Linked DNA regions of Homo sapiens: region 1 is linked to region 2. A link is a loop called in an ENCODE intact Hi-C map of the cell type or tissue named here. Cell type or tissue: breast epithelium. All regions are shown on one strand. Each heading gives the region's core, and the rest is flanking DNA. Links, peaks and the distances in the headings are about the cores only.

The links. Hi-C counts contacts between places; a loop is a spot of excess contacts. Peaks named below come from ENCODE experiments on the same cell type or tissue, not always from the same donor. Only the 100,000 strongest peaks of a DNase experiment are listed, where the experiment ranks them.
Region 1: a loop joins it to region 2, with 22 times the contacts of the local background. A loop is called at or near these places in 1 of 110 quality-filtered maps.

The regions. Positions count from the first base shown.
Region 1 is chr5:96,375,714-96,391,699 of GRCh38, reverse strand. It overlaps LOC101929710 (a long non-coding RNA gene), which reads right to left. Exons shown (of 5, transcript NR_130776.1): 4 at 12,048-12,134. It overlaps PCSK1 (proprotein convertase subtilisin/kexin type 1), which reads left to right. Exons shown (of 14, transcript NM_000439.5): 14 at 1-1,367. It also overlaps a transcript of CAST not described here. Among named protein-coding and RNA genes, the nearest start is that of PCSK1, 50 kb to the left of the region's middle. In breast epithelium, for the core only: no CTCF peak of the experiment used is centred there; a DNase peak (open chromatin) is centred at 7,159.
Region 2 is chr5:96,443,354-96,459,339 of GRCh38, reverse strand. All of the region lies in intron 4 of LOC101929710 (a long non-coding RNA gene), which reads right to left. It also overlaps a transcript of CAST not described here and the pseudogene LOC102724070. Among named protein-coding and RNA genes, the nearest start is that of PCSK1, 18 kb to the right of the region's middle. In breast epithelium, for the core only: no CTCF peak of the experiment used is centred there; no DNase peak of the experiment used is centred there.

The DNA.
Region 1 (15,986 bases), core at 5,190-9,189, 66 kb after region 2:
TCCCCATGGCACCCTGCTCCATGTTACCTAGAGCAGGCACTTGATTCCTTGCTGGGCAGTATCCAATAGGCATTTGATTTTGCCCACTCCTACACTAAGCGAATGTGTACAAAGTGTAAATGCATTAGGAAAAACAAACTACCCGCATCTTCTGTTAGGCAGGATCTGTACAATAATAATTATGAGTTTGCTTATGTAATCTCACCTCACCTGGATGATCACTAATACTAATTCATTTATTACTAACCTTCTGGCTTCCTTCTCTCAATATGCTTACAAAGTCTCCAGTCACCTACAATGCTGGCTTTCTCCCACTGAGTTTGCTGTTTGCAATTTTTCCATGAAGTTTGAACTTCATAAGGTAATTCATGGCATTGAACTGGTTCATGAAAAGAACACTAGAGTCTGTCATTTGCTTTGGCTTGAAGTATGGTTGGTAACACAAATTTTCACCTGCTCTTCTACCATTTGAATTTGTGTAGAGGGTGTTTGCAGAGCAATGCCCGTAATGCTTAGAGAATGTTCTCCTAAAAGACTTGCGGAATCACTCTGTCCTTGGAAGTTTCATATATTGTTTGATATGAAGTGTTAGATAGAATTTCCAATATTGGAGCATATCAAAAAGTATTAAAACTAAAAAGGACCAGAGAATTCTTAGATTGGCCCGGAAAGGCCAATAAAGAGTTAGAATGAAAACTCATTACTTTTCCATTCCCAATCTAGTGCTAGATGTATAAATCTTTCTTTTGATTCTTCCTAACAAAATATTTTCTGGGTTAAAACCCCAGCCAACTCATTGGGTTGTAGCCAAAGGTTCACTCTCAAGAAGCTTTAATATTTAAATAAAATCATATTGAATGTTTCCAACCTGGAGTATAATATTCAGATATAAAACAGTTTTGTCAGTCTTTCTTAGTGCCTGTGTGGATTTTTGTGAAAATGTCAAAGAGAAAACTTATATACTATTTCCCTTGAAATTTTAAACTATATTTTCTTTACAGGTATTTATAATATACCAATGCTTTTATCAAACAGAATTTTAAAGAGCATAATAAATTATATTAAAGAACCAAAAGTTTTCCTGAGAATAAGAAAGTTTCACCCAATAAAATATTTTTGAAAGGCATGTTCCTCTGTCAATGAAAAAAAGTACATGTATGTGTTGTGATATTAAAAGTGACATTTGTCTAATAGCCTAATACAACATGTAGCTGAGTTTAACATGTGTGGTCTTGGTATTCTTAAGGGAACTTCCACATTATACATTTGATGTATTGACCAGAATATGTAAAATATGCTTATAAATCAGAAAAATAAATTGTTTCTCACTAAGTCAAAAGAAAAAAAGCTCATGTTTCCACCACAAACAAGATCTCCCTCTTTTATTGTGTTTCCCAAATGGACTATACAAAAGAAAAGCTGACAGTTTACATTAAGGAGTTAATTCCTTTTTAGGAAATTGGGCTTTCTTGGAGTCAATTTAAGAATCTACCTGAACAAGGTATGTTTTATTTTCCTCTCTAGCCCATCCTTCACTTTCTTGACAACATGCAAAGCTGTATGACTGAGCCTTAACTGAAATGTTGAGAAATGAACAAACTATCTAAACTAAACTAAACAGACTTACTACATGTAAGAGAAATGATTCCCAACATTTCACCAAATAGGACTTAGTTTACAGGCTAGAGTAAAGCAGCTAAGTGTGAAATCCTTCCCAGAGGTTCTCTCATTAGAACCCTCAAAGTTCCAACTTTTTTTTTTTCTTTTGCTAGAGTCTCACTCTTTTGCCCGGACTACAGTGCAATGGCATGATCATGGCTCACTGCAGCCTCCACATCCCAGGCTCAAACGATCTTCCCACCTCAGCCTCCCTTGTAGCTGGGACTACAGGTGTGCACCGCCACACCCAGCTAATTTTTGTGTTTTTTGTAGGGACAGGTTTCGTCATGTTGCCCAGGCTGGTCTCAAACTTTTGGGCTCAGGTGATCCACCTGCCCCAGCCTCCCAAAGTGCTGGGATTACAGGCATCAGCTACTGTGCCAGGCCCCAATTCCCAACTTTGATTTCTGAACTTCAGGCCCACTTCTCTCTCTTGCTTCAAACTTCCATTCCTGGAATTTCGACCCACCATCTCAGAATCTGACCTTTCTCCCCTTGGGAACTGGTTTTTCCCCAGAATCCATTCATTTCTCCTAAGTCATAATCATTCAGTAAAACTAGAATGATCTTTCAGAAATTCCAGAAGGACTTCTTTCCATCAGGATTAGTTGAAGATATATCTCTATTTTCATTTCATTGATTAATCGATTAATTGATTGATTGTACATATTTAAGGTGTACAATGTGATATTGTGATATATAAATACATAGTGAAAAGATGATTACAGTCAAGCAAATTAACATATCCATTCTCTCAGTTACCTTTTTTCTTTTGTGGTAAAAGCACCTAAATGCTAAGAAAACTCTTTAAGCAAATTTCCAGTATGTAATACATTTTTATTAACTATAGTCCTCATGCTGTACATCACATCTCTAGACTTTTATCCTACATAACTACAACATTATACTATTTGACCTATATCTCCCCATTTCCCCCCACCTCTCCCACCCCACTGCAAAAACCATTCTACTCTACATTTCCATCTATTTGACTTTTTAAAAATTCCACATATAAGTGACATTATGCAGCATTTTTCTTTCTGTGTCTGGCTTATTTCTCTTAGCATAATATACTCTAGGTTCATTCATTTATTGCAAGTGGCAAGAGCTCCTTTTAAAGGCTGAATTTCATATGTGTGTGTGTATATATATGTATATATATATACAGAAATAGTTTGTGTGTGTTTGTGTTGTACATAAAACAATTTCCATAGATGGTCTCTACTTTCTTTTGAATGTCCATCTGGTAACTATTGGATTAACCATGTACATGCTGTGAGTACAAACACAAATACATGCACGTGTACAAAGGATACAGATTAATTCTTAAATACAAGTTTAAACTCATGAGGAGGAAGAGAAATGCCTTCCAACTGCCTTGTAATTTGCAAAGCTATAACATTCATATAAATGATTGTTTGAATTATCCACTCTGTTCCCTCTGCCCCTGTGGACAGAGTATACTTTCTTGGACCACTGATGTTGACCATGCAATCTACTTTGGCCAATGGAATATTAATGAATGTGATGCAAGCAGAGGCCTCAAATGTGCTTGCACAGTTTGGCTTGGCCCTTGCTTTTCAGTGACCCAGCGCTGTGAGGAGAGTGTGCCCCAGGAGCTACTGCCCCTTAAGCCTGGTTTCCAGAACAGATGTATATGAACCAGATGTAAATCAAAACCACATTCTGGAACCAAGCCCAGCCAACTCATAGCACGAAGCAGAGCCATCCTGAGAGAGAACAGTCTAACTAAGCCTGTATGTTGTTGCTATATGTACATATTTTATAAGCATTACTCTATCATTAATGTACCAGTAAAAGGAGGTGACTGAAGTCATTATGCGCCCATCATTCTCATGGCATGTGCCAGGGAGGCAGAGACCACTTTCCTGGTTTCTATACCGGTTCTCTCTACCATGTGTGCCACTTTCAGTCAATTTGGCTGGAATGCCATAAAGCACTTTCTCTCTCCTCCACATCCATATGCACCCCATCTCTATACACCCCCATATTGAGAGTATCTTCATTAAATATGTATCTGAACAGGGACCCCCAATCTTGAAAGGAATTCTTGTTCTTAGAAGAGGATAGAGGAAAACATCCTCGAATTTCTTCCTGCAGGGTTGTCATGATTGATCCCTTCATTTCCTGTATCCCTGTCCCTAGTGGCCCCAGTGACAGGTGATTTATAAACCTCGATGATGTCTCAGTGAGAGGAGAGTACCCTTTGGCCTTAGTTCTGTCTTACATATTTTACAACACTTCTTGCATCATCACTTCTCCTATTCCAGGCACCACCAGGGCTCAGCTCAAAACTCATTCTTGGGGAGGGTCCAGTGCTCCCCACATATCATGCATAATTTCCAGTTCATAGTCACATTCATAGAAAAGAGTATCATTTGAGTGTTCCATGGTAGGGTGCCTAATGCCAGTCTGTTTTGGATAAGAAAATGCTTACTGAATAGTATAAATTTTGAGCCCAAAATGTTAAGAGAGATTTGTAATAATAAAGAAATTTATGGGCTGTTTCAAATTCTCTTGCCAGAGAGAATTAGAAGGAAGAAAGCCCACTTATGAGGTCCTATCCATCCCATCAGGTGTCTCAGAGGTGGATCAAACCCATCTTGTTTATCTGAGCATCTAGGCCCTTGGCTCTGGTCATTCTTTACTAGCACTTAATAAGCTTTTGGGACATGAATGAATGGCCGTGAACCTGCTGTTGTTATTTTTACTTACAGAAACCAAAAAGCCACAAGCCTTAGCTTTTCTCAATCAGTTGCTGTAAATGATACTATTCTAATCATTAAAGGGCCAAAAATGTCTGAAAATATATTAACAACTTAAAGGCTAGAGGTGTGCACTCTTGAGTCAGCCACAAATGAATCTGAATCCAGGCTCTACCACCTTCTAACTATGTGCCATTGAGCGGGTTACCTCACCTTTCTGGGCCTTATTTACTCATATACAACAATGAAGTCTACCTCTTATGCATTTGCTGTTAGGATTAAATAAGATAATGCAGAGAAGTAATTTAGTTGTTTTTGTTTTGTTTTGTTTTGTTTTTGTTTTTGTTTTTGAGATGGAGTTTTGCTCTGTTGCCCAGGCTGGAGTGCAGTGGTATGATCTCGGCTCACTGCAACCTCTGTTTCCTGGGTTCAACTGATTCTCCTGTCTCAGTCTCCTGAGTAGCTGGGATTACAGGTGCCCACCTCCATGCCCAGCTAATTTTTGTATTTTCAGTTGAGACAGGGTTTTGCCATGTTGGCCAGGCTGGTCTCAAACTCCTGGCCTCAAGTGATCTGCTCGCCTCGGCCTCACAAAGTGCTGGAATTATAGGCGTGAGCCACCATGCCTGGCAAAGTATGGTTTCTGTAGAAAGTAAATATTCAGCAAATGTTAGTTTTCATTATTTGTGAGATTGTTGTTTTTATTGTGGTGTCATGAAAACAAAACGGACTTTAGAACCAAACAGATTTGAATTTGTAGCTCTTATCTGCAAATCCAATAAAGGAGAAAATGTAAGAGTCGATGAAGAAGATGAAAATACTGTTAAATATCTCTGGCTAAGATTATGTGGCCTCGTGAATTGTCATTCCAATGTGAACCTTCCTTTCCTAATGCCACATTGGAAATGGGTTAATCATCACCAGTGTAGACTGAACTGCAACGAGGAATCCTTGAAGTGACAGTTGAGGCTCAAAAGGCAGTTCCCCAGGACTAAGGAAAGCCAGAGGCAACAAGTGAGGGAAAAGAAGATATTGAATAAAGAAAATCATTGTTTAATTTTGTCTCACATCCAATTGGTAAGGATTTCTCCTAGCATCCAGAAAGAAATTGGAGTAACAATTTTCAAACAAAAAAAAATTTCTAAAGCATTGAGATGCCAATAATAACAATACAAAACAGATTCTTTCTTAACTATATTCACAGCACAGTGCATTGTTTAATTAAATTCTCACAAGAATCGTAAAAACGAATCTGAGATAAATAATATTATTGTCCTTATTTTGAGGATGGGAAAGTGAGACACTGAGGGGTAACATGTTTTGTTTACTTGCTTAAGGTCATGCAGATAGCAAGGAGTAGAGCTGAGATTTTAACCTGGCAGTAATTCCAGCATCCAAGCTATGCCTTATATTAGCAAGACAAAAAAGGTGACATGACACTTTAGAAGATATTTATAGCACGGAATAAATATTTATTCTTAAAAACAATTTTAACCTCATGAGAAGGAAGATAAATGTTTTCCTAACTGCCTTGTAATTTGCAAGGCAATAGCATTAATATACATGACAGTTTGAATCATCCACTCTGCTCCTTCTGCTCCATGAACAGAGTATGCCTTCCTGAACCATAGGAATCTACTGCAGATTCTTTTCTGTTATTTGAAATAATAGGAAAGCTTTTGTTAACTGAACATTTTCTTTGCATTAAGCATACACTTTCTATATTTTCACAATGATAATTCATGAATAAGACATGTTATTTCTAATGCTTGCATTATCCTACAAGTGAAGTATTTTTACATATATGGAAACTGAGATTCAGAAAGGTTAAATCATTTGCCAAAGGTTGTACAGTTAAGCCGCAATTTTAAAACTGGTTTATCCAACCCTATCTTTTTGCTCCTTCACTCTGTTTCACTTTTTAGCTTTACTTCCAAATTTTGCAAACTGATGCCTTAATAAGCAATCTCATGCTTCCAGGAACACCTAGAGAGTTTATACCGCTTCTTCAAATTTTGGAAACCCCAACAAATTTAAGGGTGAGAGAAGTTGTCCTTGTCAATCATCACTCCTTGACCTATTTTGAAAGGAACCAACGTTCTTAGGAGGCAACAGACCAATCCAATAACTCAAGCAACATTTGGATGAAGAATCAATCCCATGAACTCATGTGTGGCTCATCCCCAGGGATGCTAAGATATGTTAATAACCAGCACATTGACTCTAGGAGTATTCTAGTATGTTGGGCCATTCTATTTGTCTCCCCATTTCTTGGCCTTCCTGGCTTGATGTTAATGTGTCTTCTTTTTAAAAAGTTTCTCCAAGTCTATTCTTTGGGATATTTATCAGTGGTGTGGGGTGTGTATGTTTAAAAAGGATGCCCAAGTCTTGCACAGTTGTGGACAAAACCTGAGTTTTTTGCATTTTTTCACTGTAGGACTTCTCAATAGCCTTTTATATATACTAGCGTGTACTAAGACTCTTTAGGGGTGCATTTTTCAGCATTTGTCCAGACAGAATCCCTTTCTCCTGGAGCATATTCAGGGACCAGTGTTCTCTCGGCTCACTTGGAAAGACACTATCTCCTAGCCAACTACATCCTGTCAATAATTTCCCAGCCTGAGTCTGGGTTCCATCAGAAGCAAGGCTAACAATCCCCATGCTCCTGATTATTTCTGAGAGCTTACAGCTCATGCCTTCTCCTTGCCCCAGTGGAAAATGCTGCAGTGCCAGTCAGCTGACGGAAAAGAGGTGCCAACTGTGGTCAGTGAGGAAGATGAGTCATAGCCCAGCAGCAGGGATACAAGGGCAGGGAAGACAGCTCAGAGGTGGGAAGAAGAGAGGGAACTCACCCAGTCACGTATGTCCATAAGAGATAGAGTGGTCATTGTTCCAATTTGTCAAGGACAGCTTTCGTTTATCCCTGTTGTCCCAGCATAATTATATCAAAAGTATCTTATTGAACAATAATTATATCTTGTCACTAGAGTACAGATGTGGATTGTCTTCTCAGCTTGCTGATGAGAATTGTGCTTCCTAAAATGTTTTGTTCCCACCACAATCACTGAGTCTCAGAACTGGAAGGAATTATCTAATTTTCTACCCAATTTCCTACGCATGAAAGGAATGCTGGGGAGGATTCTGAGAAAAGTGTGGCTTCTTAATAAAAAGAGGTGCAGAGAAGAGATACCTCCTCTTCTCTGTACATACCTCATTGTGCCTGTATAAAATGCCTAGGACCTGGACAGTCATCCTGGGACCTTCCCATATCCAGTATCCATTTCTGAAAGAGCTCTCCAGTTCCATGAGCTTCAGACCCCATAAAACTCAGGTCGGCCTCCTACTCATCTCCCTGATCTAAGTCACAAGTCTATGAACTCAACATCTTGAGTATCTCTCAAGCCTGCCCACTTACTCTTCTCCAGTGCTACCATCCTGGTCCACACTGCCATCTTCTTTCACATTGCTATTGCAACAGAGTGCCCCTGGTCTCCATTCATACTGTGATGTTTCTAAATTGCATATCTTGTCACATCACTCTCTTCTTGAAAACTCACTGAAGAGTACTTAGGATAAAACCAAAATGCACACCTGAAATCCCAGCACTTTGGAAGGCCAAGGCAGGCAGATCACGAGGTCAGGAGATCAAGACCATCCTGGCCAACATGGTGAAACCTCATCTCTACTAAAAATACAAAAAAATTAGCTGGGCGTGGTGGCCTGCGCCTGTAGTCCCAGCTACTCGGGAGGCTGAGGCAGAGAATTGCTTGAACCTGGGAGGTGAAGGTTGCAGGGAGCCGAAATTGTGCCATTGCACTCCAGCCTGGCGACAGAGAGAGACTCCACCTCAAAAACAAAACAAAACAAAATCAAAATGCTTAGCATGGGTCTGAAGCCCTGGGCAATTTGTCCCTAACCTGTTTCCATAGCTCCATGTCATCTCCCTGCCCCACTCAGTCTCAGGGTATAGCACATTAGCACACTAGCACACTAGCCTTCCTCCGGTATGCTAATGTTCCAAGTTCTTGAACATGGTATTCTGCTAGAAATGCTTTCCTCCATTTCTTTTCTAGTTACTTCTTTCCTATTCACCCTTCAGAGCTTAGTTTATAAATTCTTTCCTCAGGGAAGCCTTTCTGATCATCATAATAGCAGCCTAAGTCAGAACCTCTCGTATATGTGTCTACATAGTGTTTATCACAAGGCAACCACACACATAACCAGTTGTTTATAGCTGTCTCCCCGAACGGAATGTAAGCTCCTCTAATGTCTCTCAGGTTAACTGCAGTATCCCAAAGATTAGCACCGTGTCTTGTACACAAGGTGAACATCAATGAGTACTTATGGACAGTGTTGTTGAGCATTTAGTTTATCTGCAGGTCCATGATGTGCTTTGGAAATTAGAAATTGGGAAGCCAGATTAACCCTTCTCAAGCAGCATGAATTGGCAGTGTTAGCATTTTCTTCCTCCATCCCTAGGGAGGGATTTTGTGACTAGCTACCTGGGTGTCACTGGATGGATTACTCTTCCTTTCTAAGTCTCAGTTTCTTCATCTGTAAAATGGGAATAATAATTTCATTTACCTCATAGGGTTGATTATTTGCTTATTTGGATGAAACACCCACTCTCTGTCAGACACTGTGATAGAGGCCAGAAATAGCATAATGTATTAAATACTATGTGGACATGCCCTCTGCTCTCATGGGCACTGTTTTTATTCATCGTTGTATCCCTCATCCTAGCACAATGCCTGGTATGCAATAGCCATTAAATATGTATTTGTTTAATTAATTAATATAGTTCTTTGTGCAAATCAGATGAAAGTGCCAATGAATAAAAGCAGAGAAGAATAATAGCTGATGCCCAGGGAGGATCCACTGGGGGTGGTAGTCAAGATGCTGAGCCCAGTACATGGATGGTTTCACTTATTCTTCATTCAGTGTTGTAGATACACTTATTATTATCCCCCACTTTACAGAGAGGGAAATACAGTAGTAGCACAAACAGCAGAATTCACCTGATCAAGGTCGCATAGCTAATAAGTGGTGAAGATGCATGATAAACTGTGTGAGCACTAAACTGACAGAACCCTTAGGTGGTATCAAACACTAGCTGAGAACAGAATCCTATGGAAAGAGGAAATGAGGAGAGAAATCCAAAGCTTAGAAAAAGTGAAGTAGCGACATTAGAATAGCAGCAGTGAAATATCTTTCTGTATTTTCATTCGGCTGCTTAGTTATCTAAGAAGACCTCATACACCTTTTTCACTCTTCTGTTTTTATGTTCAATGTCAGCTAATAGTACACTTAACTATGTCAGGCTGTATAGATTTATTTAACGCCACATTATATGCCATCAGTTGAAGCACTGGATCATAAGAATGCCATATAACTCTATGTATCTTGATAAGAAAATGCACTTAAAACCGAATTGTAGTCTGCCGATTATTGCTTATACTGATTTCAAAGTAGCCTGATGAAATAACACAATAAAAGGTAGACAAAGAAACAAGCCATATGTCAGATGTATTAACCACAAGGAAGCCAGACAGAGACTAGTATCTGAGATCAAAAGAGCATGTGTGTGACAAGGCAAAGCAAACAGCTCCCCTAGGAGACCAAGAGCTGCACTCACCAGCGCACCTCAGTAACCACGTCCAACAGTCAGGCACACATGAGCGAAATACTCAAGAGGCTTTTGAAAGCTGTGTTTTTCTTTTTGACATCTCTTAATTAATTATTTGTGTGACTGTTATTGACCATAATACCCAATTTTACATTCAGATCAGGAGGTCATCCTAATCTATTGCTGAATACATTACCTTGCTTGGGAGAGCCTCATGATATTCACATGCAAAATTATCCAAGAATAATTTATTAGGATAACAGTTCTTAAAGTTTTTGGAATCATACACCACTCACACTCAACATTATTGAGGACCCCAAAGGGTTTTTGTTTGTGGATTATATCTATTGAAACTTTCTGTATTTAAAAATGGAAAAAATTAAATATCTACTTATTAATTATAAAATTACAGTAATAAACCCACTGTATATTAACATAATTAACATATTTTTATGAAAAATAATTATATTTCCAAAACATAATGTTAATGAGAAGAATTGCATTGTTTTATATTTTTGCAAATCTCTTCAGTGTCTGGCTTAATAGAAGAATGCTGGATTCTGATATGTACTTCAGCATTCAACCTGCTGCAATATGAAATTTTGGTTGAAGTATATGAAGAAAAGGCAGCTTCACAAAGATATGGCTGAAAAAGGAAGGAACATAGTTGTGGATATTCTCCTGTGATACTACACCAAGATTCAACAAGATGTTTTTTAAAAGATACAATGTAGACTCTGAAACTATACCAATAAACTTTTTCGGCTCTCCTAAATTAAAATCTATTGGTCTATCTTGAACTTTGAATAGAGTTTTTACCCACGCGTAATTTTGTAACCCCCAAGCATTGCTATTTGGACAACATTGATTCACTGAGTTATGCAAATGTTCCAAATATTGACACATTTCATCATACAATAATTTTTTAAAATGCATTAGTTAATATTCCTAATTTCATAATAAAACCTCTAAATATTAAGAAACCATCAACCTCATGGTAGTAGATACAAGTTTTCTGAAACTTTAATTTCACTTGAAAGCTCAAACTTCATCACTGGCAACAAAGACTATCAGTTGTTTTCCTTGAAGTGACAGGCTCATTTTATTCATTTTCAAGAATTTTTTTTCTGCCAAATACTCAGGTCAGAATAACCACAGTTTTTCCATAAGTCTTTTTCTTTTTCAAGTAAAAATGATGTTCGATGAAAAAGCAACCAGTTCAGTTTGCAACTCAAACAATTACACAAATATTTTTCTTCAGGAAAAGCCTGATAATTTGGCATGCAGTAAAGTGCTTTATATAAACTTCACATTTCATCACCCAACTTAAAAGGCATATATTCAAGGGTCTATATTTAATTTTTACTGCTTCACCAAGAGTATTTTTAATTGCATCTGGAATTTTTTAAAAAATTATGAGTATGTAAGGGTGAAGCATAAAATGACTTCTAGTACAGTTTGGTGTAACTAAGGCACCACCAATAGCTTTTGTACCATCAATCTAAATATCAACAAAGTGAAAAAGCCAAATCATGTGAGGATTATTACGAAATCATGCCGGCTTTGCAGACACCCTGAAAAGATATCAGGACTTCCAGGGTTGTGCGCATGATAATTTAAGAATTGCCGTGTTAGCGAATTTTCAATATTAAGGGATATTGTTCCTTTTAGGCAAGCTCATGTGATACAGGTTAAAACCAAGGAGGGCTACATTGAACCAGAAATGGTCCTGTTCAGACACCATTCAGGACAGGCTGCTGTATACCCCCTCTATCCAATCCTGGCACTGGCACTCAGGTAATAACTGCCACCATGGATAGGGCTAACCCAGATTCGAATGCTTTTCCTTAATGTGGCTACACCTCTGATCTTTAACAAAATGGCCAAAAGGGCTGATTGAGGAGAAATGAACTTATGCTATAGAATCAAACATATAAATTCTATGTATGCTATAGAATCAAAAATATTGTGTGCAGGAGAGAGAAAATAATATTTTAAAATAACTTCGATGCAAATATAAACACAGCAAACTCTACCTCACTGTGGCTCTTCTGTTAACTCCCAGTCCTTTCACACTAGGAACTCACATCTAGAATGGTTCTGTGGTAGTAGATCCTCTGGCCCTAAAAGACAGGTAATTGTAAAAGGTTTTTACATTCATATCTGTAATTTATCAGAATTTATAATTACAATTTTTATACTTCATAAACTCCATTTTTGTTGCCCTAGCTATTTCTCCTATGCTACAGTGTAAGTTAATACAAATGTAGAAACCTGGGAAACGTTTTCCCAATGTGAATGGATTCACTAAATACTTGTTTCAAGTCCCTCATTCTCATTTATAAAACAAGAAATAGAAATAGCAAATGAATCTAGATGAGGGCCAAAATTAACCCTCATTAGTATTTTTAATGCAATACCTGCTTTGCTCTTACATACATACATATATTTGTAACATTTTTCTCACTTTTTAAGCCAATATTCAAAATCAATGAACGTGGTGAAACAGACTTATTCTACTAATGAGAACATTCACTGGTATCAAAAGCTCATAAAGATTCCTAATTTTTGATCCTATAATCCCATTCTGAGAAAATATCCTAAGGAAATAGAAATTTTGGCAAAAATGAGAGAGTATAACTAATTGCAGAATGCACGAATCAATTATGGCACATCTGTGAAGTGGAATGTTATTAGGTCACTAAAAATGAATTCGAAAGTTTTATAATACAAGAAATTATTTGTAATAACTATTTTTAAAAGTAGAATATATATTTACTTACATATATACATACACTGTAATCTCCATTAGGTAAAAATACATATACACCAACATAAAATTTTTAAATAATACATGTTAGTTTTTTAAAATTCTAAACTAGAAAATAATTTGAATGATAATAAAATGAATTGGTTAAAGTGTGGGGAAAGGACACTCATAAATAAGAGTATAAGTTGGTATTCTTTTTCTTTACGGCAATTTGCAGTATGTGCCAAAAGTTTTAAAAATATGAATTTTATTCATCCAGAAGTTCTAATTCTAGGACTTTTAAAGGATATCTTTAGAGCTATTTTCAGAAATTGTCTATTCACACAATGGGATAATAAACTGGCACTAAAAAATGATGGGGTTTATTTCTTGAGTTTGTTTCTTTAGTTTTTTGCTTATAAAACTGGCACACATTTTTCAGGTTTATCAAGGTATAATTGACAAATCAAAACTATATATTTAAGTGTACAACTTGATGTTTTGATATACATATACACTGTAAAATAATCATCCCAATCAAGCTAATTAACATATCTATCACCCCACATAGTTACCATTCTTATTTTCTTTTTTCTCTTTTTTGGTGCAGTGAGAACATTTAAGACCTATCTGCTTAAAAAATGTAAAGTATACAATATGGTATTTGTTAACTGTAGTCACCACACTGTACGTTAGAGCTCCAGAATTTATTCATTTTGTATAACTGAAACTTTATATCTTTTGACTGACATCTCCCAATTTCTCCTTCCCACTTTCCCCCTTCCTATTCCCTGGCAAACACCATTCCACTATCTGCTTCTATAAGTTTGACTGTCTTAGATTCCACATATAAATGAAGTCATGCAGTATTTGTGTTTGTGTGTCTAGTTTATTTCATACAGTATAATGTCCCCCAGGTTCGTCCATATGGTCACAGATGGCAGGATAGCCTTCTTGTAAGGCTAAAGAACATTCCATTGTATATATACATACCACATTTTTCTTTATTCATTCATTGGTTGATGAATATTTAGGTTGTTTACATATCTTGATTATTATCAATAATGCAGCAATAAATTAAAAATGATGTTTTTAAAAGTATATTCATTGATTTGGAAATGTATTCAAGGTAAACTGCTGAGTGGGGGAAAAAAGCATCCTAACATACAGTGTGAATAGTATTATCCTATTTTGTAAATAAATGGGTAAATAGTTGCACATATATACAGTCATGTATCACTTAACAATGGGAATACAGTCTAAGAAATATGTCATTAGGCAATTTCATCATTGTGTGAACATTATGAAGTATATTGACATAAGCCTGGAAGGTTTAGCCTATTACACATCTAGGCTACCCGCTATAGCCTGTTGCTCCTAGGCTACAAAGTTGTAGAATATGTTACTATACTGAACACTGTCGGGAATTGTAACACAATGGTAAATATTTTTATATCTAGACATATCTAAATATAGAAAAGGCATGGTTAAAATGCAGTATAAAAGAGAAAAAAAATGATTCGCCTGTATATCTAACCATGAAAAGAGCTTTCAGGACTGTAAGTTGCTGTGGGTGAATCAGCAAGTGGTGATTGAATGTGAGGGCCTAAGACATTACTGTACACTACTGTAGACTTTATAAACACTGTATACTTAGCCTACACTAAATTCATAAATAGATATTTTTATTTGTTCTATAATAAATTAAACTTAGCTTCTTGTAGACTTTTACTTTATAAATTTAATTTTTTAAAAAATTAAAAATTAAAATTTTAATTTAAAAAAATGAAAGTTTGACTGTTTTATTTGGCTCTTTTGTAATAAGTTGGCTTAAAACATACATTGTACAGCTGTACAAAAATATATTCTTCCTTTATGTCCTTATTCTATAAAATTTTTATCTATTTTATTTATTTTGTTTTACTTTTTAATTTTCTTCTTAAAAAATAGTACACAAACACACACAGCCTAGGCCTACACAGAATCAGGATTATCAATATCACTGTCTTCCACTTCCACATCTTATCCCACTGGAAGGGCTTTATGGGGAATGACACTCATGGAACTGTCATCTCCTATGATAACAATGCCTTCTTCTGGAATACCTCCTGAAGGACCTACCTGAGGCTGTTTTACAGTTAACTCTTTTTATATATATGTAGAAGTACACTCTAAAATAATGATTAAAAATATAGTATGGGGCTGGGTATGGTGGCAAACTTCTGCAGTCCCAGCACTTTGGGAGGCCAGGCAGGCAGATCACTTGAGGTCAAGAGTTCAAGACCGGCCTGGCCCACATGGTGAAACTCTGTCTCTAGTTAACATACAAAAATTAACCAGGCATAGTGGTGCATGCCTGTAATCTCAGCTATTCAGGAGGCTGAGGCTGGAGAATCACTTGAACCCAACAGGCAGAGGTTGTAGTAAGCTGAGATTGCACCACTGCACTCCAGCCTGGGCGACAGAGCGAGACTCTGTCTCAAAAAAATAAAAAAAAAAAAATAGAAATAATTTTTTTAAAGTACAGTATGGTAAACATATAAACTAGTAACATAGTTGTTTATTATCATTAGCTAACATTATGTACTGTACATAATTATATGTGCTATACTTTTATACCACTGGACGCACAGTAGTTTTCTTTACATTAGCATCACCACAAACACATGAGCAATGCATTATGCTATATTAGGATGGCTACAACATTGTTATACAATAGGAATTTTTCCACTCCATTTTAATTTTATGGGACCACTATTGTATATGTGGTCCATTACTGGCTGAAATGTTGTTATGCATTATATGACTGTATAAATGTATATAGAAAAAATATGAATTCACCCTGAGAGGTCTGAGAAAAGAAAAGAAAAGAAAAAAAAATGAGTAAAGATACCATGATATTAGCATGTGATATTAGAGGGTGATGGTCTTGTGGGTGAATGTATCAGTCAGGATTCTCCAGGAAACAGAATTAATAGGAGATATATATATATATTTATATTTATATATATTTATATTTATATATTTATATATATATATAGAGAGAGAGAGATTTATTTTAAGCAATTAGTTTATAGGATTGTGGGGGCTGGCAAGTTTAAAACTCAAAGGATAGGCCAGTAGGCTAGAAACATAGGCAGCATTTCCATAAGACTGTCTTGAGGCAGAATTTCTTATTCGGTGGGAACCTTCAGTTTTTGCTTATAAGGCCTTCAACTGCTTGGGT
Region 2 (15,986 bases), core at 6,397-10,396:
ACAATATACGACCATGAGAGAAATGAATGATATAAAAAGGGTGGTCATCTACTTAACACAAGGAGGCCTTCTGTCATGTTCGTATTGCCAAGACGGGAGCACCCTAACCAGCCCTAGAAAGCAGACATTTATTTCTGTTAAGGAGAAAGAACTGATGATTTTATTCACTTCTCACTCTTAGCATTTTCCATGGATTAAGCAGAAGGGACAGTGTTGGGAGCCAGGATATTGCTCGATCTGGGGACAAACTGTATACAGTATAGAAGCACTCACTTTATTCTTGGCATCACATTAGGTACCAAAACATGAAAAATTTACACATTTAGTCTCTACCTTCAAACCATCTTCAAGGACGTTAAAACTAATTTGGTGCCTAGAATGCATAAATAAAGGTAATCAATAATTAAAAGCAATATATGCTGAATGCCGAAAACTGTCATACGCTCCCACGTTATGGGCAATTTTAGGAGGGTGAGATCTGAGGGTGTGAGCTGGATAAAGATGATGTGCGAAAGTTGGGGAACCTAGACTCTTATCAGCTTATTGAAGTAATTAATAATACTAAAAAAGAATTAATTCTGAAAATTCTTATGACATCCCTTAAAAGTTTAAATCAAGGACTTTAAAGATTAAAAGGGTTGCACAATGAGGCCCATTTCCCACACATGGAGAAAACTGGACCCTGGACTCAAAGTAGTTAGAATTAATGCTAAAGGCCTGAGCCTCTAACTGTGTAAGATTCCCTTTTCTTCTGAAATTATATCCATTCTTACTTTTTTTGTGCTATTCTTTCTTTTATTAAATTGTGGTGGGTGATGACAGATGGCAAGATTTGTTTGTGTCTTTCCTTGGCAAAAACCTGAAAGTTGGCAACTATGTGTTTACCCTCCTCCTCCATCCTTAAATTTTACGGATTCATGAAATCTCAAAGTGTAGTAATGACTTCTCTAGATCTAAGCTTCTGTAAAGAGCCAGATAGTAAGTATTTTAGACTTTGCAGGCCATACGGTATCTTTTGCAACTGTTTGACTCTGCCAGCATAGTGTAAAAGCAGCCATAGACAACATATAAACAAATGAGTGTGGCTGCATTCCAATAAAATTTCATTATGAACATTGAAATTTGAATTTTCTAACTTTTTCTGTCTTACAAAATATTATTATTAGTCTCATTTTTTTTCAACTATTTTAAAAAGTAACAACCATTCTTAGCTTTGTGGCTATACAAAAATAGGTGACTGGACAGATTTGGTCCTGGAGCCATAGTTTCCCAATCTCTGCTCTATATGAAAACAGACTGGGCGAGCTGTTAACCCATGAAGTCAGACAGCAGCAAGACTTATCCTGACAATTTCCTTTTATGTAAATATACGTCATCCTTCATTAATTTTCCAAAGCAAAATCAGGAATGTAAAAAGAATGAAATGAGTTAAGTTTTAAAACCCAATTACAAGCTGCACAAATGAGTCATAAACCCCTAATAGGGAAAAATGACAGCTGTCTTCCTATGTGGCCTTGGTCAGGTATGTGTCCCCACACCATCCTTTTGTTAGGTGTGGTGGCTTCCAAGTGGAGGACAGTGACGGTTCATTCTGGGTTGAGGAAGATAAGAGACCATCCAGACTCCTTCAAAAAATGTAATTCAAATTGGAAGAGAAAAGAGAGTCAAGAATGCCAAGAGATTTGCTTGTGCAAAGTGTGCAGGTGGGAAGAAGACTACGCCAGGTAGAGAGAAGAGCAAGGGCGAAGGCACTGAGGTAGGAGTGAGTTTAGTACATTTGAGAAGGCAGCCAGGGTGGCTGGAGCAACATAGGTGAGGTGGAACATGGGAGGAGACGAGGAGGGAACGTAGCCATATCCAGGGCCTCGTTAGTCAATCTAAGAGCTGTATTCCGAGCGACATGGAAAGTTATTGGAGAGTTTTGAATAGAAGGATGGCATGATTTAGCTCCTTTTTAAAGAGGATTATGCTGACTGTTGTGTTGAGGGCAGACCATGGCAGATGGCCAAAGGGTAGAAAGAGAGATAGGTGACTTAAAGTGTTGTTTCGGTAGTTTAAATAAGAGTGATGTTGACTTGGGCTAGAGCAATGGAAATGGGTCTGAAGCAAAGAAGAATGGGGAGCTTTGAGAGATCTAAGAATTAGTCAGATGTGAGGATTGATTTGGTGTGAGGAATGATGGAGAAGGAGAAATCAGGGAGGATGCTAATAACCTCTGGGTGGTAGCAATATAACTGCTGTCTACCAGCATTAGTCTGTTCTCACGCTGCTAATAAAGACATACTCGAGACTGGGTAATTTATAAAGGAAAGAGATTTAACTGACTCACAGTTCCACAGGGTTTGGAAGGCCTCAGGAAACTTACAATCATGGCAGAAGGGGAAGCAAACACATACTTCTTCACACAATGGTAGGAAGGAGAAATGCCAAGCAAAAGGGGCAAAAGCCCCTTATAAAGCCATCAGATCTCGTGAGAACTCACTATCATGAGAACAGGATGGGGGAACTACCCCCATGATTCAGTTATCTCCACCTGGTCCCTCCCACAACAAGTGGGGATTATGGGAACTACAATTCAAGATGAGATTTGGGTGGGGACACAGCCAGACTATATCACTACCTCTCTAGATCCCTCATGAGACAGAAGCCCAAGGAGGCCAAGAATATGTCCACATCACTTACAATTTTATGCCAGTGCCTGGTACAGGGTAGGCACTCAATTGTTTAAGTAAATTAATGAATGAAATATGTTGGGCATATTAAAGGGAGATTATCAAACCAACATGGATTAGTCAGAGAATTCAGAATAATAGTCTTGATATTCTTGTGTTCTTGGACAAGTTGAATGTTAAACCATCTAGATTTCCAAACGGTGGGAGTGGGCGCTGAGGAGTAGTTATATATTACTGTAACTGTATACATGTAAGAGATTTTGCCTCTAGGAAAACCTGCAAAGGGAATAGAGGTTTTCATGATAGCATGCGTCACAATGTGAAAGCTCAGATATGTATGTTTAGCTCACTAAATATTGGCCCCTACAAAGTTTTAAACACTTTGATTTAGTTTCCAGCATTAAAAATAAGCAGAATTCACATAAACATTTAGATGTCTAGCTTTTCTTGAAGAAATCAACGTCTGGTCCTATTGGCTCCTTCTTTCTTTGTCACAAGTATTAGATGGAGCTAAGTTCCATCCACTGTCTTTAGGGGGCTCGGGTCATCCTTCGGTCATTAGATATCCCCTCTATTCCCTATTGTCTTACAAATACCGAGAATGAGGGGAAGTTTATTCTGTCATGTTATACCCAGCCCTGTTCCTCACTTTCATTTTCTGTTTTGGACCCAGAGGGAACTTTTTGTTGTCTGCTGTTTCAGCAACACATGTTGAAGGCCTCCTGGGCCAGGTGCTGGAGATATGATCATCTCTAAATAGATGCAGCATTTGCCATCAGAGACCTTAAGGTATACAAGAGGAGACAGAAAAAAAGAACAAATCAACACATAAATAATTCCAAGCTATGGTAAAAACTACGAAGAAAAACAGTATGCAGCAAAAGAGAAAAAATATGGAGGGAAGATGGAATTAAGTTGCTCAACGGAGGCCTCTGTGAGGAGGCAATGGTTAAGCTATGCGAAAAGCCAGGAAGGAGAGGGTTGGGAGCTGAGGGAACGGCAGGACTGAGGTCCTGCGTGGACAGAGCTCGGGATTGTTGACATGCTCATGAGAGGAGAAAGGCTGTAGACATGCTCACCAAAGGAGAAAGGTTAAACAGGAGCTAAGACCCTCCTTAGCTGTTGCAACTAAGTAGCAAATGGATTTCCTGCTTATTCTGGTCTGAACTCTTCAAATGAAACTCTTTTTAATTATTGGAACCATGTTGCCAAGGTTTATTATCTGTATCTTGTATAAACAACTCTTGTTTCCAGAAGACATTTAGAGTTTGCCCAAAATAAAAGTCACCTGTTGGTCACTCTGCTTATTTATGATAGCATCTAATTACTGAGAACAAGCTTACATGAATGATTTTTTAGTGCACAATTTCTCTTCTATTGAAAAGAATCTTTGACTTTTCTTTCTTCACAGAAGCTGGAGACAGCTTTTCCCTACAATTGAGCTGGGATGAGCCGAGTCCCAAGAGGAGATGCAGGCTAGGTTTCCTAAGACCCTGCCTACTCCCTTTGGGTTGTGTTTCAGTTTATCTTACAGAGTGAACTTTCTTCCCATATCCTTGTGTTATTTAATATGTATTATTGCCATATGCCTGCGTTATTATTTTTAAAATACCTTTATTTTAATTGACTCACTTTTTATGCTAAATTCATTTAGAAAGGAAAATTTTAACACTATCACAAATAGAAAATTAGCATCAATTGTCATAAATAGAAATGCCAATAAAATAAATTCTCTGTTGCTTGCCAAAGGCTCTGAGCCAAATGCTTGCTTTCATTTTATTGGCAAAAGAGATTAGCAGTAGTTTTAAAAGCATATTAGCACCGAACTGAGTCATTATCTTTGATGGTTATTGGAAGGGTAGAAAAGGGAATACATCTCTCTTTGAGATTCAGTATTACTTAATTCAGAGATCAATGAGCCGCCTAAAATCATTCCAATTGCCACTGGTGAAACACTTGAGAAATACAGGAATTTTCAAACGAAACAATCTCTGTTCAGCTTAATTTACCAAGGAAGGGAACTGGGTCTTCCAGTGTTGAGTAGCTCCCGCTAGACTCAGCACAGGGCCAGGTATAGGACAGACACTCAACAATTGCCTTGATGTGTATGGCGAAGACTGCACCACTGCCTCTAGCAGACAGCCACAAAAGTGTTTATTTTTATTACAAATATTAGGGTGTCATGAGATGACTGAACTGCTGGAAAATAAAATCATAGGGCTGGGACGGTTGCCAGTCAATACCAGCACCTCTTTTGTGTTAATAAAAACATAAAAGTAGCAGTGTAGCATTTTAAAGGGGAATTGACTTTGGACCTAGGTTCAAATATAGGCTTAGGAATTCATTAATTTCAGACCTTGGACTGGTTATTTGATATCTCTGGCTTCAGTTTTCTTGTCTGTAGTATGGGTCTGATGACACCTTTCAAAGGAATGTTATCAGGATTAATAAGGTAACATAGATTGTACGGCTACCACGTAGTAGGGTTCATTAATTTGGAGCTAGTTTTAAGAACAACACATAGATAGGCTACAATAGCTCTAAGACCTCGTCTTATATGACAGTTGGAAAAAAAAAGATATATTTGGAGAATTAGGCAAAACAAAAAATTTTTATCTACGGATATAAGTTAGAAAGAAATCTTGAGGAAATTATGCAGGTCTTGAAGGTCAAAAATTCTGCGCAGTAGAACCAACCAAGGCCAGCTTGTATTGTTGTTGTTTTGGTCTGGATGCATGTAGATCATTTTCTAGATTTTTCTCTTTTTTTTTCTTCCAATCTGGCTAGAGCTTTAATATGGAGTAACAAATATGCTACTTTGTCTATCTTTGTCTTAAGGATGTTTGGTATATTGAAGAATTACTTTTAAGATTTAAGATTTTTACTTGATGCCAAAGCATTTATTCTGATTAGATCAATATATCAACATTTTTTATTGAGTCTAGTTACCTGAAAAAGTCAACGAATCATATTCCATGCATGCTTTGGAAACAATTATCACATGCAGACTGAGCTAAACATTGCCACTGAGAGGAGCACAGCAGTCACAGTCAATAGGTCAATAGGAAAACCACACTGGATCTCTTCTATCAGTGCTCGATGGTAATGCCTGACACACTTCCTGTAGCTACATTGACACATTATTGTGATATACTGAAGACTGCATGTTTCTTTTTTATATTAGTCCACTCTTGATTTCGTAAAGAAATTTTATTGCCTTAAGATTCAGTTTACAATACTTACAGTCTTCTCTAGAAGCATTATATTACATTTCACTACACATAGGTAAAATAAAGCTAATCTGGAAAATAATTTTGTAGACCAACTGTAAATCTTATTGCTTATACACTTTCCTTAAATAACATTAGTAACTCTGCCTAAGTTAATGCCAAAAGAGTTCAAAACTCAATGCATTATACACACAGTGGTGAAAATTAACAGAAAAACAAGTATCCAATTGGCATTTTCGAGTAGCTGTTTCTGCTGTGTTTTGAGACTCAGAAACATGACTCAAGGATTTACTTTTCATCACACCTTGCAGGTCCATTTTAGTGTATGCCTTCTTCCTTAACTGAAATAAACAGATTTTTTTTTTCTTTTTAACTGTAGGGATCATATTTGTTCATTAGCTGAAGTCATTCCTTGGTTACTCGGAATTTCTGTGACAGGATTTTTTCTTTTCTTTCTTCTGTTTTTTTTTTTTTTTTTTTTGAGACGGAGTCTCGCTCTGTCGCCCAGGCCGGACTGCGGACTGCAGTGGCGCAATCTCGGCTCACTGCAAGCTCCGCTTCCCGGGTTCACGCCATTCTCCTGCCTCAGCCTCCCGAGTAGCTGGGACTACAGGCGCCCGCCACCGCGCCCGGCTAATTTTTTGTATTTTTAGTAGAGACGGGGTTTCACCTTGTTAGCCAGGATGGTCTCGATCTCCTGACCTCATGATCCACCCGCCTCGGCCTCCCAAAGTGCTGGGATTACAGGCGTGAGCCACCGCGCCCGGCCTCTTTTTTTTTTTTTTTTTTTTTTTTTTATTATACTTTAAGTTCTGGACACCTGTGCAGAATGTGCAGGTTTGTAACCTAGGTATACATGTGCCATGGTGCTTTGCTGCACCCATCAACACGTCATCTACATTAGGTATTTATCCTAATGCTATCTCTCCACTGGCCTCCTACCCCGCAACAGGCCCCAGCGTGTGATGTTCCCCTCCTTGTGTCCATGTATTCTCATTGTTCAGCTCCCACTTATGAGTGAGAACATGCGGTGTTTGGTTTTCTATTCCTGGGTTAGTTTGCTGAGAATGATGGTTTCCAGCTTCATCCATGTCCGTGAAAAAGGACATGGACTCATCCTCTTTTATGGCTGCATAGTATTCCATGGTGTATATGTGCCACATTTTCTTTATCCAGTCTATCATTGATGGGCATTTGGGTTGGTTCCAAGTCTCTGCTATTGTGAACAGTGCTTCAGTAAACATCCATGTACATATGTCTTTATAGTAGAATGATTTATAATCTTTTGGGTATATACTCAGTAATGGGATTGCTGGGTCAAATGGTATTTCTGGTTCTAGATCCTTGAGGAATCACCACACTGTCTTCCACAATGGTTGAACTAATTTACATTCCCACCAACAGTGTGAAAGTGTTCCTATTTCTCCACATCCTCTCCAGCATCTGTTGTTTCCTGACTTTTTAATGATCGCCATTCTAACTGGCGTGAGATAGTATCTCATTGCGGTTTTGATTTGCATTTCTCTAATGACCAGTGATGATGAGTCTTTTTTCATGTTTGTTGGCCGCATAAATGTCTTCTTTTGAGAAGTGTCTGTTTACATCCTTTGCCCACTTTTTGATGGGGTTGTTGTTTTTTTCTTGTAAATCTGTTTAAGTTCTTTATAGATTCTGGATATTAGCCCTTTGTCAAATGGATAGACTGAAAAAATTTTCTCCCATTCTGTAGGTTGCCTGTTCACTCTGATGATAGTTTCTTTTGCTGTGCAGAAGCTCTTTAGTTGAATTAGATCCCATTTGTCAATTTTGGCTTTTGTTGCCATTGCTTTTGATGTTTTAGTCATGAAGTCTTTGCCCATGCCTATGTCCTGAATGGTATTGCCTAGGATTTCTTCTAGGGTTTTTATGGTTTTAGGTCTTATGTTTAAGTCTTTAATCCATCTTGAGTTAATTTTTGTATAAGTTGTAAGGAAGGGGTCCAGTTTCAGTTTTCCACATATGGCTAGCCAATTTTCCCAACACCATTTATTAAATAGGGAATCCTTTCCTCATTGCTTGTTTTTGTCAGGTTTGTGTGACAGGATTTTTTCTGAAAGGCACTAGTTTTCTAATTTCTTTTATGTATTACTTTACTTATTTATTTATTCATTCAACAGACATTTATTAAGAACTGCATAGTGCTAAGCCCTGGGTTAGATTCTTGGAAGTAGTATGGAGGTGGTAGATAGTACACAAAGATGTGTAAGACTAGGTGTCTGCCCTCCAGGAGTGTACAGTCTAAGATTACGTAGAATTCGTATAAGCAATTAAACAGATATCACAGGAGCAAATGGTAGGTGCAATTAAGTGCTGCAAGGAAAGATTGGAGGAATCTAGGAGGGCATAGGTCAGATCTTGGTGGATGGGCAGAATGTCACTTTATGAAGATTCTGTAGAAGCAGGACATCCCAGGAGGAGGGAATTTTCTTTATATGAACTCTTATTCAGTTTAGTCTGATTCAATCATCATTTATTGAGTGACTGCTAAGATTAGCTACCTGGGACTCAGAAATAAAAATGAGCTTCCAGATTGAAAGATACCCTAAATGTCTGGCACAGAGGATGAAAATAGACCTGTGCTGAGGCTCATCATTGTGAAATTTCAGAATGTTAGGGGTGCATTTTTTAATTTTTCAAAAGCCTTCAGAAAGAAAATACAGAAGATAGTCATGAACTTCTCAACAAAAAATTTGTCAGCATTAAGGCATTGGAGCAATGTTTGCAATTATTCAGGGAAAATTATATTTCTGATGTGGAATTGTATATCTAGCCTATCCCTTAATTAAATATGAGGATTATTTACTTATTTATATGGGTTTAGGGGGACACGTGCAGTTGTGTTACATAGATATATTGCCTGGTAGTGAAGTCTGGGCTTTTAGAATATCCATCACTCGAATAATGTACATTGTACCCAATAGGTAGTATTTCAACCCTCACCTCCTTTTCACCCTCCCACCTTTTGGAGTCTCCAGTGTCTGTTATTTCATTCTGTATGTCTGTGTGTACCCATTGTTTAGCTCCCACTTGTGAGAACATGAGGTTTTGAACTTTCTGCTTCTGAGTCATTTCACTAAGAACAATGATGTCCAGTTCTATCCATGTTGCTGCAAAAGACATAATTTTATTTTATTTTTTGGCTGAGTAGTGTTCCATGATGTATATATCTATCTCCAGATACAGATATATAGATAGATAGATATCACATTTTTAAAATCCAGTCGTCATCTCTTGATGGGCACTTAGGTGGAATCCATGACTTTGCTGTTGTAAATAGCTCTGTGATGAACATACAAGTGCATTTGATAAAAATGATTTCTTTTCCTTTGGGGAGACACCCAGTAGTGGATTGCTGGATCAAAGGGTAATTCTATTTTTAGTTCTTTGAGAAATCAAATATGGGGGTACATTTCAGGCATTTTCAGACATACACTGTTTCTCAGGAATCTACTTTAAAAAGTGCTCCATAAAAACAAGGGAAAATACCAAGATGGCAGGAGATATAGGGTCCAGAATATTGAATCCATCTTAAGAGAGTGGTAAGAGAATCCTTGATGATGGTGAAGGGTTCTCACACCAAGGTGCAACAGACATAAAGAGAGTCCTGTCCAAACAGTCCAGGAGGCCAGCAGGCTGTGGAAAATGTTCCCAGGAAGATGGCATTGATGGATTACATAACGCATTTGAACATAGTGAGAGAAGATTGGACAAATGGCTGAGAATTTAGGGTTGAATTGGTGAGAAATACATAGAAAACTAAGCAAAAATACACATGGCAAAGTATTTAAGAAGAAAAAAGCAATCATAGTCAATTATATACCTCAGGAGTGAATAGGCTTTACATAGCCTAATCATGTAAACCAGCGGTTCCCAATATTTTTGGCACCAGGGACTGATTTCATGGAAGACAATTTTTCCATGGATGGTGTGCAGGGTTGGGGGATGGTTTCAGAATGAAATTTTTCCATCTCAGATCATCAGACATTAGATTCTCATAAGAGCATGAAACCCAGATTCCTCGCATGTGCAGTAGGAGGCGGAGCTCAGGTGGGCATGGTTGCTTACTGGCACCTCACCTTACTGGCAGCTCACCTGGTTCCTAACAGGTCACGGACCTTTACTGTTCCATGGCCTTAGGGTTGGGAACCCCTGATGTGAACACTGAGTATGTGTCTATACAGAATTGTGATACAACTATGAAGGGGCAGAAGTTACTGTGGATGGCAAGACTGCATTGGTGGTTAAGCAGAGAGGGGCTTTTAGACTACATAATGCCTAAAACTAAAACAATCAAGAAAAAGGAAAATGATATTATTTAGAGATATGGAGGCAAAATGCTGAAAGCTATGAAAGTGGGATGATTGTCTTGGAGAAGCTGGATATGGGGCAGGCTGGGGAGGGCAGAGAATTGTTGTTTTTCATAATAAGCCTAGCAGAAGTAATTGATCTAACTAGGTGTATAAACTAAATAAATAAAGCACTAAGTATTTTTAAAGATACTATTTTTCTTCACAATTTATCCAGGGAGTTTAGGTCTGGGGAATGGTTGCATTTTTTAAATGGCATATGATCCAGTTAGGCAGCAAATAGAAATGCCTTTGAAGAGCTCTGCTTGACTACATTTTTTGATCAGTGATATGATGTTTATGGTCCAGTATACTAGCCCAGACTCCTCCCTTATGTGAATATGGTAAACCTGGGCATACTCTAGATATTTAGAGTGTCTGTATTGATCTTCCTGAAAGTGACTAAACCCACCAAGAGCTTCAAGAGTTTGCACACTAACAGAAATACATTCAAACATTCAATTTGTTCTGTTCTGAAAAGGCAGAAAGCAGCAGAAACATTATAGTTCAAAGAATTCATGTAAAGCTATAACAGTCAATAGGGGGCACGGAAACTGTTTCCATTGCAGCTAGCACAGTGCCTAGTACTTGATAAAAGCGCGATATACATTTGTTGAGTGAATGAATGAATGAATGAATGAATGAAATATAGCAAGTTGCTTTTTGGATAGCTGACAGGATGGTCTTCAAATGCCAGAGCAAAACATTTGGTCACTTGCTTTCACTTATCCTTTAAATCTAGCATCACAAACACTTAGCCTCAAAACCTCAAGGGACATAATTAGAAATATTTTATGCATAGATTTCCTGTTCCATTTGGAGTCAAACCTAAGGCTTTAAGATTTATAGCCCCCAGACATGTTAATACGCTTTCTGGAATTCACCTAGGATAGCAATGAGCAGTAGCTTTCAAAATGCCTTTCTTTGTAAGGGCATTTCAGTTGCATAAAAATATTCCAGACAGATGCCCTGAGCTGATTCTTGTCCCTCATCTCTGCACAGCCAGAATGGCCCTGGTTTTATCTTTTTTTTTTTTTTAACATATGAGAGTTCCATCCAGAATGATGTCTCCAGCACTCAAAATGTTTGAAAATCACTGATGTAGGACAGAGCTGTTCTAGCAGGGCAGGTTTTTACTTCTTGTTTTATGTTTTCCATAAAGATCAGAGCGGACATGGGGTTTCAACACACAGTGGACAGCATTAGAGCCAATTTAATTAGAATGTCACTGACAGGGCACCTCAGCTGATATCACATATATTAAAAATATATGTGATATATTTTACACACACACAACTCCCACATGCTTGAGTAGGCATCCAAGGGGTAACATATACTTTACTTTCCTATAAATAAATGTAATTTTTATTGTAACTCATATTTCCTTCTAAAATCAGAAGCTTTGACCAAGTGTTCCCAAGTAAACCCAGTCAAATTATTCCTCAGTCATTTTCATTTTAAACTCAGGCAATTTTAAGGTTCTGCCCTTGTCTATTTTCTGCCCGTGAGTAACATTTAAATTCCACAGAGGGCTCATGCAGGCACGTGTGTGGATGTGTGTGAGTGTGTGGATGGGTGTGTATGTGGATGAGTGTGTGTGCACACTTGTGTGTGCTGGGTATATGTAGTCGGTGGCTATTCTGTGCCTTCTGCTGGCATCAGCTGCTATTTAACTTCCTAGTCTCTGGAAATTGGTCCTTATGCCCATGACTTCTGCCACTGCCTGAGGTCCTAACATGGGTTTAAGCTTCCTCAAGTCCACTGGTGCTCTCTCAGCCACATCCAAGGCCCCTAGGGCCTGCATGCTTTCAGCTGTCACTGTATCACTTGCAAGTCTGAGAGAAACTCAAAGCTGTGTCTCATGGCTTCTTACGCCTGGGCTCATTTTGCTTAATTCCTCCTTTGCCACCATGCTGTGCAGCACCTATCCAAGAGTGCTGCCACACTGAATTCTCCGATGGGAGCCAGGCATTCATGCCCTCTCCAGGTCCGTAATTTAACCAACATGCACCAGAATGATCATTTGGATTAATTGGGCATCTCTTCTAATTGGCCAGTGCTTGTGATTTTCTGTTTGTTGAGTACTTAGGATCCTACCTTTCCTCCCAAATCCCCCAAACGACAGGAAGCTCAGTAACCCTCTTTCTTCTCTAGATGTTGGTCTGATGAGGACAGAAACTGAGGTGGCATGCTCATATTCCACAGATGCTTTTTCTTCAAGGTAACTCTTTTTTTCTAGCCCAGGCAACATTTATCCAGTCTCTAGGATACGGCAGCCTGACTCTTCATCTATTCTCTTTCCATTCCATTGCTTATGGCACAAACCTTATGCCTGACTTCCTTTGGGCTGGGCTTCTTGCTGCTCAAAAGAAACTGGATCTTGAATATCAATGACCTTGACTTTATAGATTTCCATCTCCACAGTGAGATTTAAATTTTATTTTTAGAGATGCAAAAGCTGAGCACCGACTGCTTATTTTCCTTTTGTGTTCTTGGTTTAAAACCCTGCATCCTCTCTGAAGCAATTCCTGCTGCTGACTGAGTAGGAAAGGAGCTTGGGGAACCCTGGTTAATATCTCAAAATTTCATCCTGCCACAAACATATGAGTGATGGGGCTGTCCAGTCCCTCCTTTCTGCAAACACAGAAAAAAGCCCCAAAATTACAGAGACACAATTGGCCATGATATCCCTTAAAGCCATGTTAATGGTAGAGCGGTTTGCAATGTAATACATGGTTATGAAAAAATAGTTCTTGTACCACAATAAAGTCAAGTTATATTAACAATAAGAATATAGGATTCTTATGTAGACCAAATGAGGGGTTGTCTCAGAAAGGTAATCTACGGAGTTCTGTGATTTTTTTTTTTTTTTTGTACACTAAAAATTATTTTGGAGCTGTGCATGGTGGCTGATGCCTGTAATCGCAGCACTTTAAAGAGAGTCACTATATCATTTGGAAGTCTGAGCTTGAGCTGAGGAGTTTGAGAACAGCCTGGGTAACATAGGGAGACTCCGTCTCTACAAAAAATAAACAAAATTAGCCAGGAGTGGTGGCACATGCCTATGATCCCAGCTACTCAGCAGGCTGAAGTGTGAGGATTGCTTGAGTCCTGGAGGTCGAGGCTGCAGTGAGCCCAGATCTGCCACTGCACTCCAGCCTGGGTGCCAGAGTAAGACCCTGCCTCAAAAGAAAAAGATTATTTTGCAGTTCTAAGTAGAACACTTCACCTCCATTACCCCCGGGTTTACCCAGATTCACACGTACCATGGGATGGACATTGGGCTTCTTTTTGTTCAGAACCCAGCATCAAAAACAGCAGAAAAAAGAATGCCAGTGATCTGCAGAAAATGCACAAGACTGAGGAAATTTACAGGACAAGACCTGACTGGGAACTTAAGAATTCCAGAGTGAGCCGTGGCATGCTCCCAAAATAGAAGAGTGGAACACTGGGAGAAGAGAAAAGATTTTTTAAAATCTATGAAGAAACTGTATGAAGAGGAAAAGAGAGGTAAAGTTAGAAAAACAGGAACCATTTCAGATGACTGCCCATGGAGGTCTAGAATACATTCAAAAGGGAACCATTATGTGTCTGGGCAATGAGTCCAGTTCTTTTCTGCAGAGCAAGAAGATAAAGTTGCTACATAAAGCCTTTCTTTTTCTTTCTTTCATAGCTCACTACTGCCTTGAACTCCTGGCCTTAATGCCATCCTCCCACCTCAGCCTGCGTAGTAGCTGGGACCACAGGTACACACCACCATGGTGTGTGTACCTCAGAAGCAATCTTCCCCAGCTTCTCTCATCACTTTTTATTGCCAGAAAACCATCCCTTTGTCACCCAGCAAAGAGACTGAAGGTGTTTTCCCCAGAGACACCAGGCACAGTTAAGTGTGGAGGCTTCACACTGAAACACGGAACTAAGTGAGGCACAGTGAGTGCAGTCCTCAGGGTTCTTGTCCTTTTCCTCTGGTGGCTGGCCCTTTTTGCTGAAGATTGCAGGTCAGGGAGTCTTCTCTCTGGAATCCAACTAACCCAAGAGGAAAGACTTAAAGACTCTGGCATTGAGGTTTTCTCAACTCTTCTATCTGGCCAGGCCATCCTGCAGCAAAACTCACAGTTGCCAGTTCCCATTTAAATGATTACGGATTTTCTTTTCTCGCTCTCAACTGTGATCTAGCAACATGGATAACTGGAAATTGGAGGAATGTCTTTACCATGAGAAAAGGGACTGAACCATAGGGGAAAAAACACCATAGTGGTCACCTTATTTTTGCAGGAAAAAAAGCAAAAAATAAAAAAATAAATAAAACAAAACAAGCAAACAAATAAAACCCCCTAGCATTAATATTCTCAGACATGAGAAGATATTATAACCATGAGAGAAGAACAGGAAGAAATTAAAAGGAACATTTATAAAATAAAACTGATATTTTAGAAATTAACAATATGATGGAGAAAATAATTCTAGTTGAGAAAAAATTTTCAGAAATTTTGGCATAAAGAAAAAAGTAAATAAGATAAAGAATAATTTTTATCTGTTATAGACAATGATTTGGTGGTAATATTTGAAGGAAAGAGGATATTTAAAATTACAGAAACCAGCAGATTGTACAGCTTGAGATAAAATGAGAGAATAATTCAATTTATACAGTTCTTTAAACATCAAAACATAGAAAACAGTAAAACTTTAAGTGTCAGAACATCAAGGCAGGTAGCAAGTTCTCAAACACTAAATTAAATGAGTCTTACTTCCATCACCAATACAGTGAAAAATCTGTTACATGAGGCTTATTAGCAAGTCATGATCTCAATGCCCCTATTTTTGATGAGAAGTGAAGGCATAACCTAGACTCACAGACTAGTGCAAAGAATGCCCCTTTATGTGAGTCAGTCCAGTTAGTCTTTACAAGCTCCATAAGGGGCAAGGTGGGGTGGACTCTCAATCCCTGTGGCTGCTTCTGTGACACCTCTGATTCAACCAAAAGAAATTGTTGACCAAACTTAATTTGCTTTTTCCTTCATTTCTTATATTGCTGTGATTCATTTGGAATGCCCTTGAGGTTCTATGTGTTATTAGATGCTGGAAAAATTTTGACAAGATCAAGTATACCCTAGCAACATGAAATAGAGAATTGAGATAGTTAAGAAGAAATGCTAGATTAATATTTCACTTTCCCTAAAATATGCATGTAGTTGAGACTAAAGTATTCTTAAAATTCTCTGCTTCGTTTTACTTCTAGGGTTAATCTCTGTCCGTGACTTGCAGAAGGATATAGAGCGTAGGCAATTGTTAAATAAATTTGATTCATGTATATCAATGATGCCCAATAGAATCACCTGGTGTGACCCATGCCACACCAATTAAATCACAATCTGTGGGCTTAGGGCCAGGGCATCAGTGTTGTTTTCAAGATACTAAGTGCAGCAATAATCGATAACCACTGATAAAGTTACTTCAATGCCTATTTATACTTTTTAAATTCGGTGATTACAAAACATATACTTTCTTTGAAGCTATACAGATATAGTATCCAAATTGGTGATCACAATTGATTAGTTTAAGTAGCTTCAAAATTGGCATGTGGCTTTCTTGACTAGGTTCCCAGAATCTAGATGTAATAGGTTGGGTGTTGGGGCAGGATGTAGAAACTGTTAACATTGTTCTTGGAGTGCCTGGCTGGCTTGAAGCAAAAGATTGAT